2 separate regions of the Homo sapiens genome follow, and region 2 is linked to region 1. Evidence: read pairs that join two places in POLR2A ChIA-PET (ENCODE). Cell type or tissue: OCI-LY7. All regions are shown on one strand. Links, peaks and the distances in the headings refer to the core of each region. The heading gives the core; the rest is flanking DNA.

The links. Peaks named below come from ENCODE experiments on the same cell type or tissue, not always from the same donor. Only the 100,000 strongest peaks of a DNase experiment are listed, where the experiment ranks them.
Region 2: POLR2A ChIA-PET joins it to region 1 with 6 read pairs; 2 of 35 experiments call an interaction of 5 or more read pairs at or near these places.

The regions. Positions count from the first base shown.
Region 1 is chr19:14,761,364-14,765,363 of GRCh38, reverse strand. ADGRE2 (adhesion G protein-coupled receptor E2) reads left to right here. Exons shown (of 21, transcript NM_013447.4): 10 at 1-44; 11 at 754-931. Among named protein-coding and RNA genes, the nearest start is that of ADGRE2, 15 kb to the left of the region's middle. In OCI-LY7, for the core only: no CTCF peak of the experiment used is centred there; no DNase peak of the experiment used is centred there.
Region 2 is chr19:13,867,016-13,872,816 of GRCh38, reverse strand. It overlaps a transcript of NANOS3 not described here. Among named protein-coding and RNA genes, the nearest start is that of MIR181C, 4.8 kb to the left of the region's middle. In OCI-LY7, for the core only: a CTCF peak has its summit at 6; a DNase peak (open chromatin) is centred at 1,648; H3K4me3 peaks cover 34 bases.

The DNA.
Region 1 (4,000 bases), core at 1-4,000:
TGGGCAGAGACTACAAGCCAGGCTTGGCCAATAACACCATCCAGGTAAGGACAGGACCCAGGGCAAGGGGGCGAGGCAGGAAGGTGGCTGCATCCCACAGAGGCCTGGGGCAGTTTGGGTCTGGGAGGGGACAGGACCCAATGCAGTGGGTGCTGGTCTGACTCCCAGCATCTTTCAGGGCTGGTGGAAGCTAATGGACACCCAAGTGCACTTAATATCTTTCCTCTTGCTTTCCCTGGACTTTGGGTTTAGGTCAGCATTGATATTGCACAGAAGTGTTGGCCTCTGAGGGGCCATAACCAGAGTCAAGGATCACCTAGGGAATCCCATCCAATGTCATTTTTTTTTTAGACGGAGTCTCACTCTGTCGCCAGTCCAGAGTTTAGTGGCCCGATCTCAGCTCACTGCAGTCTCTGCCTCCCGGGTTCAAGCGATTCTCCTCCCTCAGCCCCCTGAGTAGCTAGGATTACAGGCACACGCCACCACGCCCGGCTAATTTTTGTATTTTTAGTAGAGACGGGGTTTCACCATGTTGGCCAGGATGGTCTCGATCTCCTGACCTTGTGACCCACCCTCATCGGCCTCCCAAAGTGCTGGAATTAGAGGCGTGAGCCACCGCGCCCAGCCGCCAATGCCATCTTCATCCCCCAGATAGACAGTCTCTAGGATCTGTTCCCTGGGGCTGAGCGGTTGGAGTCTTCATGCGGGCCCTCTGGCCCATGGCTCACTAGGTCTGTGTCCACATCCCTCCAGAGCATCTTACAGGCGCTGGATGAGCTGCTGGAGGCCCCTGGGGACCTGGAGACCCTGCCCCGCTTACAGCAGCACTGTGTGGCCAGTCACCTGCTGGATGGCCTAGAGGATGTCCTCAGAGGCCTGAGCAAGAACCTTTCCAATGGGCTGTTGAACTTCAGTTATCCTGCAGGCACAGGTAGGTCCCTGGGTCTGCCCCAGACTCCAGCTCTGCATGTTTTCTGTCTCCTTCCTTTCCCAGTCCCACCAGAGCCAAGTGACCACACCTGTATATCAGTGTTACTCTCATCGACAAACTAAAATAAGAGATTAAAAAGAAATACATACCAGTCTGGACAAGATGGCAATACTCAATCTCTACAAAAAAAAAAAAATCTTTTAAATTAGACAGATGTGATGGCACAACTGTGGCCCCAGCTAGTTGGGAGGCTGAGGTGAGAGGATCGCTTGAGCCCAGGAGGTTGAGTCTGCAGTGAACTATGATTGCATCACTGTACTCCAGCCTGGTTCACAGGGCAAGACCCCATCTCAAAAAAGAGAAGACGAAGAGGAGGAGGAGGAAGAAGAAGAAGAAGAGAAGGAGGAGGAGGTGAAGAGGAGGAGGAGGATAAAGAGGAAGAAAAAGGAGGAAGAGGGCAGGAGGGGGAGGACAGAAGGAGGAGGACAGGAGGAGAGGAGGGGAGGAGGAAGAGGAGGAAAGAGGATGGGAGGAGGAGGACAAGAGGAAGAGGACGGGAGGAGGAGGACAGGATGGGGAGGAGAGGAGGAGGAGAGAAGGAGGAGGAGAGGAGGAAGAGGAGGAATGGAGAAAGAGAGGAGGAGGAGAAAAGGAGGAGGAGAGGAGGAGGAGGAGAGGAGAAGGAGGAGGAATGGAGGAGGAGAGGAGGCAGAGGAAGATAGGAGGAGGAGAAGGAGAAGAGGAGGAGAAGAGAAGGAGGAGAGGAGGAGGAGACGAGAAAGAGCGGAGGAGAGGAGGAGAGGAGGAGGAGCACAGGAGGAGGAGGAGAGGAGTAGAGGAAGAAGGAAGAATAGAAAGAAGGAAAGGAAAGGAAAAAGAAATGCATAAATAACATGCATTTTCATTGTAATATGAATTATCAGCAGTAAATAATTATGATGAAGAATTTAAAATAACAAAATAGAAATCACTTCAAAAGAGAACAATTTATTTAATTTGGAATACTATAAATTAATATCATTTGATCTCTAAGTATGATTTCTTTCTTGTTTGTTTTTGTTTGTTTTGTTTTGTTTTGTTTTGTTTTTTTGAGACAGAGTCTCACTCTGTCGCCCAGGCTGGAGAGCAGTGACGTGATCTCGGCTCACTGCAAGCTCCGCCTCCTGGGTTGACAGCATTCTCCTGTCTCAGCCTCCCGAGTAGCTGGGACTACAGGTGCCCGCCACCACGCCCAGCTAATTTTTTGTATTTTTAGTAGAGACGGGGTTGCACCGTGTTAGCCAGGATGGTCTCTCGATCTCCTGACCTTGTGCATAATCCACTTGCCTCGGCTTCCCAAAGTGCTGGGATTACAGGCGTGAGCCACCACGCCCGGCCTGCATAATAATTTTTAAAGCATGAAAATGCATATAGCATTAATTTTATTAAGATAAAATTCACATAACATCAAGTTCACCACTTTAAAGTGTCTGTTTCACGTGGGGCGTGCCTGTAATGCCAGGCGCTCACACCTGTAATCCTAGCACTTTGGGAGGCTGAAATGGGTGGATCACTTGAGGTCAGGAGTTCAAATCCAGCCTGGCCAACATAGTGAAACCCCATCTCTACTGAAAATACAAAAATTAGACAGGCGTGGTGGTGCACACCTGTAATCCTAGCTACTCAAGAGGCTGAGGCAGGAGAATCACTTGAGCTTGGGAGGCAGAGGTTGCAGTGAGCCAAGTTTGCACCACTGCACTCCAGACTACGTGAGACAGAGTGCCACTCCATCTCAAACAAAAAAATTAAAATTAAAAATAAAAATAAGAAAAAATTTTAAAAGCGTGTGTTTCGGTAGAATCTAGTATATTCAGAAAGTTATACAACCGTCACCTCTATTTCTAAAATGCTTGCATCAGCCCAAAAGTGAACACTGCACATGGTAAGCAACCACTCCTCATTCCTCCCTTCCTCCAACCCATGGCAGCCGCTAATCTGCTTTCTGTTTCCATGGATTTTCCTAATCAGGATATCTCACATAAATGGAATCATACAATATGTGACCATCTAGTCTAGCTCCTTTCACCTAGCATAATGGTTTTGAGGTTCATGCATGCCATAGCATTTATCAATATTTCATTCTTTTTCATGGCTGAATACTATTCTATTGTATGAATACATCACTTTTTTTTTTTTTATCCATCCATCCATTGATGGACATTTGGGTTGTTTCCACCTTTTGGCTGTTGACAAAAAGAGTCAAACTCTGTAAAATATTTGAAGAGATTTATTGTGAGCTAAATATGAATGTATGACTGACCATGGCCCGTGACACAGCCCTCAGGAGCCCCTGAGAACATATTCCCAAGTGAAGTGGTGTTGTTTTCTGGGGTAATACCTGAGGTTCATTGCCTCATGCCAAGAAAATTAAGGACACAGACACACACCAGGAGTGAGTTTATGAGTGGAGGTTTAATAGGCAAAAGAAAGAGAAAGGAGAACAACTCTCTCTCTTGTGAGAGAAAGGAATGCCCAAATGGGACTTCCCACCCATGCCAGAGGGCACCGGATTTTATAGACAGGCTTGAGGAGGCAGTGTCTAATTTACATAGGGCCCAAAGATTGGTTGGAACAGGTGTGACGTTTACATAAGGTGCAGGGAAGCTGGCTGCCCCACCCTAATCTTATTATGCAAATGGAGTCTTCGCCAGCTCCTTACTGTATACGTGGTTGGCAAAGAGATGGGAAGATGGAGCCGCCATTTTCAACATGCCTAGTCCCAGGTGGCCTTTTCCTATTGGCACAGCTGCCAGCATTCACCTGTGCAGGCTTCCAGCTTGCTTGCCTATGTCTGCAGCTCGATTTTACAGGCTGCTCTTTGTTAGAAAAAAAAAAAATGATATAGGGGCTGATTTTCATTAAAAGGAAAGACTTACCCAGGACTTCCTTACCCACACTCTCTGCCTAAATAATTCCTTTTTAACTTCTATATCACAAGGTAGTCGTGGTACAGCTTGTTGTGATTGTTGTTGTTGTTGTCTTCTGTTGGAGACAGAGTCTTGCTCTGTCAACCAGGCTGGAGTGCAGTGG
Region 2 (5,801 bases), core at 1-4,000, 890 kb after region 1:
GTGGGGCGCCCTCTCTCGCAGCTCATCCGCCACGTCCAGCAGATCCTCCCATTCAGGCTGTGGAGTGGGGGGGCCTGATCGGCTTCTCTTTATCCGCCACCTCCACCCCAGGTGTCCAGGCCCTTCCGAGGGAGGTGGCCGGTCCCCTGCCTTGTGGATCATCATTCTAAGGAGGAGAACGCCTAGGACTTGGGAAGGAGAGTGAGTTGGGAGCACAGGTGTTAATAATTACATTACTGATGATAACGCTACATTCATCACGCTGTGAGCAGGATATACCCATTTTGTGGACTGGGAAGGTAAGTGGCTCTGTTAGTCCAGAACTCTCAAGATTCCTCAAAAGCTTGGTTCTTGTCTGTAGTCCCAGCTAGTTGGGAGGCAGGAGGATGGCTGGAGCCCAGAAGTTGAGACTAGCCTGGAAAACACAGTGAGACCCCCATCTCTCTCTCTCTCTCTTTTTTTTTTTTTTTTTGAGATGGAGTCTTGCTCTGTCACCCAGGCTGGAGTGCAGTGGCGCGATCTCTGCCCACTGCAATTTCCACCTCCTGGGTTCAAGCAGTTCTCCTGCCTCAGCCTCCTGAGTAGCTGGGACTACAGGCACCTGCCACTATGGCCAGCTAATTTTTGTATTTTGAGTAGAGACAGGGTTTCACTATGTTGGCCAGGTTGGTCTCCAACTCCTGGGCCTCCCAAAGTGCTGGGATTACAGGCATGAACCACGGCACCCAGCAGTGGTTCTTTAAAACCCCGTTTCTTTAAAAAAGAAAAATCTTTATTCTCTTTTTTGTTGCTGTTGTTGTTTTGTTTTGTTTTGTTTTGAGACGGGGTCTCGCTCTGTTGCCCAGGCTGGAGTGCAGTGGCGCAATCACAGCTCACTGCAGCCTCGACCTCCCAGCCCCAACCAATCCTCCCACCTTAGCTTCCCAAGTAGCTGGGATCACAGGTGCCTGGCCTGGCTAACTTAAAACAAAAACAAACAAATAAAAAAAAGTTTTGTAGAGATGAGATCTCACTATGTTGCCCAGGCTGGTCGCGAACTCCTGGGCCTCCCAAAGTTCTGGGATTACAGGCATGAGCCACCTCGTCCCACAGGAATCTTTCTTCTTGATGACTGTGAACAGCTTTAATGTTGGGGGCGGGGGGTCATCAGGCAGGAGACATTCTGGCTATGTTGGAGGGGGTTCCCCAGACACCTCCTGTGTGTCCTTTCTGCCTCCCACTCCTCCCTCTGAGGGCTTTGGCCTTGAACTGCCAAGGAGGTTGTTCCCTGTAAGGTTTCTCCCTAAGACAAGACACAAGACCACAGTGGAAGAGGGGTCTGGTCTTGAAGGCCAGGAAGCTGGGGCTGGGGCGACAGGAGGCCGGCAGCCCCAATCCTGGGTCTGACTATCTCTCTTCTTTGCCTGTGGTCCGTGCAGGCTTCTGGCCCTCAGTGTCCATCTGGGTCCACCTGTCTCTTGGTCATCCCAGGGTCGTCTGTCTGGGTCGGACTATGCCCCTCACACATCTGTTCTCCATCTGGGTCTCCTGCCCAGCCCGTGCACCTGCCTCAAACTGTCTGGATCTGCCTGTATGTGTCTAGCTGTTTACCCCCCATCTCCATCTCCTGTCTGTGACTGGTGACCGTGATACCTGTCCCCTCCTGTCCCCTGAGGGAGTCTGCAGCCCTGCCCTGCTTGTCTGGTTGCAGCTGTCTGCTGGTTTGACTTTGAAGTCCCTCAGAGTGGGAGGTGACAAGCTGTCTCCTCCTGCTTGTGACCCTGAGCCTCAGTGCATGGGGGGTAGGGGTGTCTTTCAGGGCCTTCATTTTGCTTCTTCTTTATCCTTAGTTCCTGGGACCCCTCACCTGACCCCAGTGCAGCTGGGAGGGTCTTTCTGGGCAGGGGAGCTGGGGATAAGTGGGGTGTGGGGGACGGCCCTCTAAAAGCCACGTTATGAGCCGGGCACGGTGGCTCATTCCTGTAATCCCAGCACTTTGGGAGGCCGAGGCGGGCAGATCAGTTGAGGTCAGGAGTTCGAGACCAGCCTAACCAACATGGTGAAACCCCATCTCTACTAAAAATACAAACAAACAAAAAAAAAGTAGCCAGGCATGGTGGCGCACACCTGTAGTCCCAGCTACTTGGGAGGCTGAGGCACGAGAATTGCTTGAACCTGGGAGGCAGAGATTGCAGTGAGCCGAGATTGAGCCACTGCACTCCAGCCTGAGTGACAGAGTGAGACTCCGTCTCAAAAAAAAAAAAAAAAAAAAAAAAAGCCACGCTATCCCAGGGCCTTGCCCCCACCCCCCCACACATAGCACCAGGAAGGTGCAGGGCAGCTGGCACAAGTCGGGGGATCAGAGTCGGAGGTGAGAAGTCCTAGCAGAGGCAGGTGAGCAAGTGATGGATGGATGGATGGATGGAGGCAGCTCTACCGTCAAGCTGAAGAACAAGGCTGGGCGCCGGGTGGCTCATGCCCGTCATCCCACTGCTTTGGGAGGCCAAAGCAGGAAGACTGACTGAGCACAGGAGTTCAAGACCAGCCTGAGCAACATGGTGAAACCCTGGCTCAACTAAAAATAGAAAAACTTAGCCGGGTGTGGTGGTGTGCGCCTGTAGTCCCAGCTATTTGGGAGGCTGAGGTGGGAGGATCACGCAAGCCAGGGAAGTCGAGGCTGACGGAAGCCAGGGAAGTCGAGGCTGCAGTGAGTGAGACGCAGTCACGCCACTGCACTCCAGCCCAGGCTACAGGAGTGAGACCCTGTCTCAAAAAAAAAAAAATAGTTGAAGAACAAGGTGGGCATGGCTAGAAGGCCAGGTCTCCAAGCTCCCAGGGGTGTCTGGCGGCCCGTGTGTCCTGCCCGTGATTCTTGAAGTCTTGACTGTGAAGTCCCTCAGGGTGGGAGGTGGCAAGCTGTCTCCTCTCGATCTCAACCCTGAGCCTTGGTGCATGGGGGTTGGGGGTGTCTCTGTATGTTCACGCATGAGTACCTATATATATGCTCCTGTGTGTCTGTGTGTTGTATGTAACTGTATGTGTGTGCGTGTGTGTGTGTGTGTGCGTGCGTGTGTGTGTGTGTGTACTTGGGCCTGGAAGGGGGACACGGGGTGGGGGAGGTCGTCAGGACCTGGCAGACAAAGAGCCCATTATGGGGGTTCCAGCGACACCAAGAGCCCTGTGGGGGTCTCCGTGGGGTCACGGTGATGGCCCAGGCTGTCTAGACTGGCAAGCAGGGGTGTCTCGTTTCAGTGATACCTGCGTGGGCTCTGAGGTTCCCACCCCACCCTCCGCAGGCCACCTCCCCCACTTCCTTTCCAGCTGCGGGAGTCTTTCATGCCAGGGGTCCTCAGACAAGGGGCTCCTCTGTCCCACCCAGCCCGTGGGCGGTGGGTGGGCTAGGAGCCCAGCTTCCTTCCCAGGCCTGCCAGATGTGAGGCCAGGGCTGGGGAAGGCGAGAAGGTTCTGGCTTCTCCAGGAATGGGATTGGGGGCTATGGAGGGGCCAAGCTGAAGGAGAATTCAGGCCGGGCACGGTGGCTCATGCCCGTAGTCCCAACGCTTTGGGAGGCCGAGGCAGGAGGATCACTTGAGCCCAGGAGTTCAAGATCAGCCTGGGCAACGCAGTGAGACCTCATCTCTACAAAAAACAAATTAAAAAAATTTTTTAATAAGGGAAATTCAGACACTTCTACTGAGGCTTATGGTGCTGGGTGACCCTGGGTTTGGGGTCAGGGTGGGCTCCGTCTCAAGAACTCTTGTAGGATGTTTCTATGGGTCTATAAATAGGGGCTTCAGGTCCAAGCTACTTTGCTGAGGTATTTTGGGGGGTTCTGTGGGTGTCTGTAAGTCCAGGTGGGAGTGTGCTATAGCAGGTGGCTGTCTCTCCACCAGCTGTGTGTGTGCGTGTGTGTGTAAGTTCCTGTGGGCTTCTGTTTGTGTGTGGATGTCAGCATTGCTGTGGGTGTATATCAGGCTAATTGTGTGTAATTCCAGGTCGACATGTGAGCCAGTGTGCGTGGGTGTCTGGTGTCTGCTGGTGTCACTATGAGTGACTGGAGTCTGTATCATCCAGTCATGGTGTCCCCCCCATCCCATTCCCCACTAAAATGTCAGGTGTGGGAAGACAGGGATTTCATTCTTTTTTTTTTTTTTAAAAGAGACTAGGTCTCGCTGTCACCCAGGCTAGAGTGCAGTGGTGCCATCATAGCTCACTGCAATCTCAAACTCCTGGGCTCAAAGCGATCCTCCCGCCTCAGCCTCCCTAGTACCTGAGACTATAGGCGCACACCACCACGCCCAGCTAATATGTTTTTTAAACTCCTCATCTCAAGTGATCCTGCCACCTCGGCCTCCCAAAGTGCTGAGATTACAGGCGTGAACCACTGTGCTCGTTCAGATTTCCCTCTTGTTCACAGCTGCATCCCCAGTGCTAGAACAGTGCTGGGTACATAACAGATGCTCAATAAATGAGTATTGGGGCCGGACGCACTGGCTCACACCTGTAATCTCGGCACTTTGGGAGACCGAGGTGGGTGGATCACCTGAGATCAGGAGTTCAAGACTAGCCTGGACAACATTGTGAAACTCTGTCTCTATTAAAAATACAAAAATTAGCCAGGCATGGTAGCGGGCGCCTGTAATCCCAGCTACTCGAGAGGCTGAGGCAGGAGAATCGCTTGAACCTGGGAGTTGGAGATTGCAGTGAGCTGAGATTGTGTCACTGCACTCCAGCCTGGGTGACAGAGCACTCCAGCCTGGGTGACAGAGCAAGACTCTGTCTCCAAAAAAAAAAAAATATTATTGGGTTTGTGGGCATCCAGATGACAGGATTTCTGCCTGCCTGTGTGTCATTTCCCCGTGAGTCTATGCATGCCAGTGTGTATGCATGTGTTACTGTGTCTGTGTGTATGTCAGTATTATTGTAGATGTGCAGGTGTCTGAGTGCCTAAACAAGTCTCAGGGTAGGTGACGATGGGCATATGGCCACTGGGTTCGTGCTCATATATCTTTGTGGGTGACAGTGTCTTTGTGGGTGGCTAAGAGGATCCATTTTACTGTGAACAACTGTGTGTCCATGTGTGCAGTTGTGTTCTTGGGCGGGGGTGGTCTGTATGTGTGTGTATATCAAGATTACTGAGACCTGCTACTCGGGAGGCTAATGTGGGAGGATCATTTGAGTCTGAGAGTTTGAGGCTGCTGTGAGCTATGATCGTGCCACTGAACTCCAGTCTGGGTGACAGAGCCAGACCCTGTCTCAAAAAACAAAACAAACAAACAAAAATTTGGGCCAGGCATGGTGGCTCGGCGCTCTGGGAAGCCGAGGTGGGTGGATAGCTAGAGCTCAACGAGTTTGAGACGAGCCTGGGCAACCGGCAAAACTCCATCTCTACAAAAAATACAAAAATTACCCAGGTGTGGTGGTGCGCACCTGTTCTCCCAGCTACTCGGGAAGCTGAGGTGGGAGGATTGCTTGAGCCCAGGAGATGGGCCTAGATTGCAGTGAGCCTAGATTGCAGTGAGCCTAGATCGTGCCACTGCACTCCAGCCTAGGCAGCAGAGTGAGACCCTGTCTCAAAAAAATAAAAAGGAAACTGTGGCCGGGTGCGGCGGTTCACACCTGTAATCCCAGCACTTTGGGAGGCTGAAGCCAGCGGATCCCCTGAGGTCAGGAGTTCAAGACCAGCCTGGCCAACATGGTGAAACCCCATCTCTACTAAAAATACAAAAATTAGCCTGGTGTGGTGGCACGCGCCTGTAATCCCAGCTACTCAGGAGGCTGAGGCAAGAGAATTGCTTGAATCCGGGAGATCGTGCCACGGC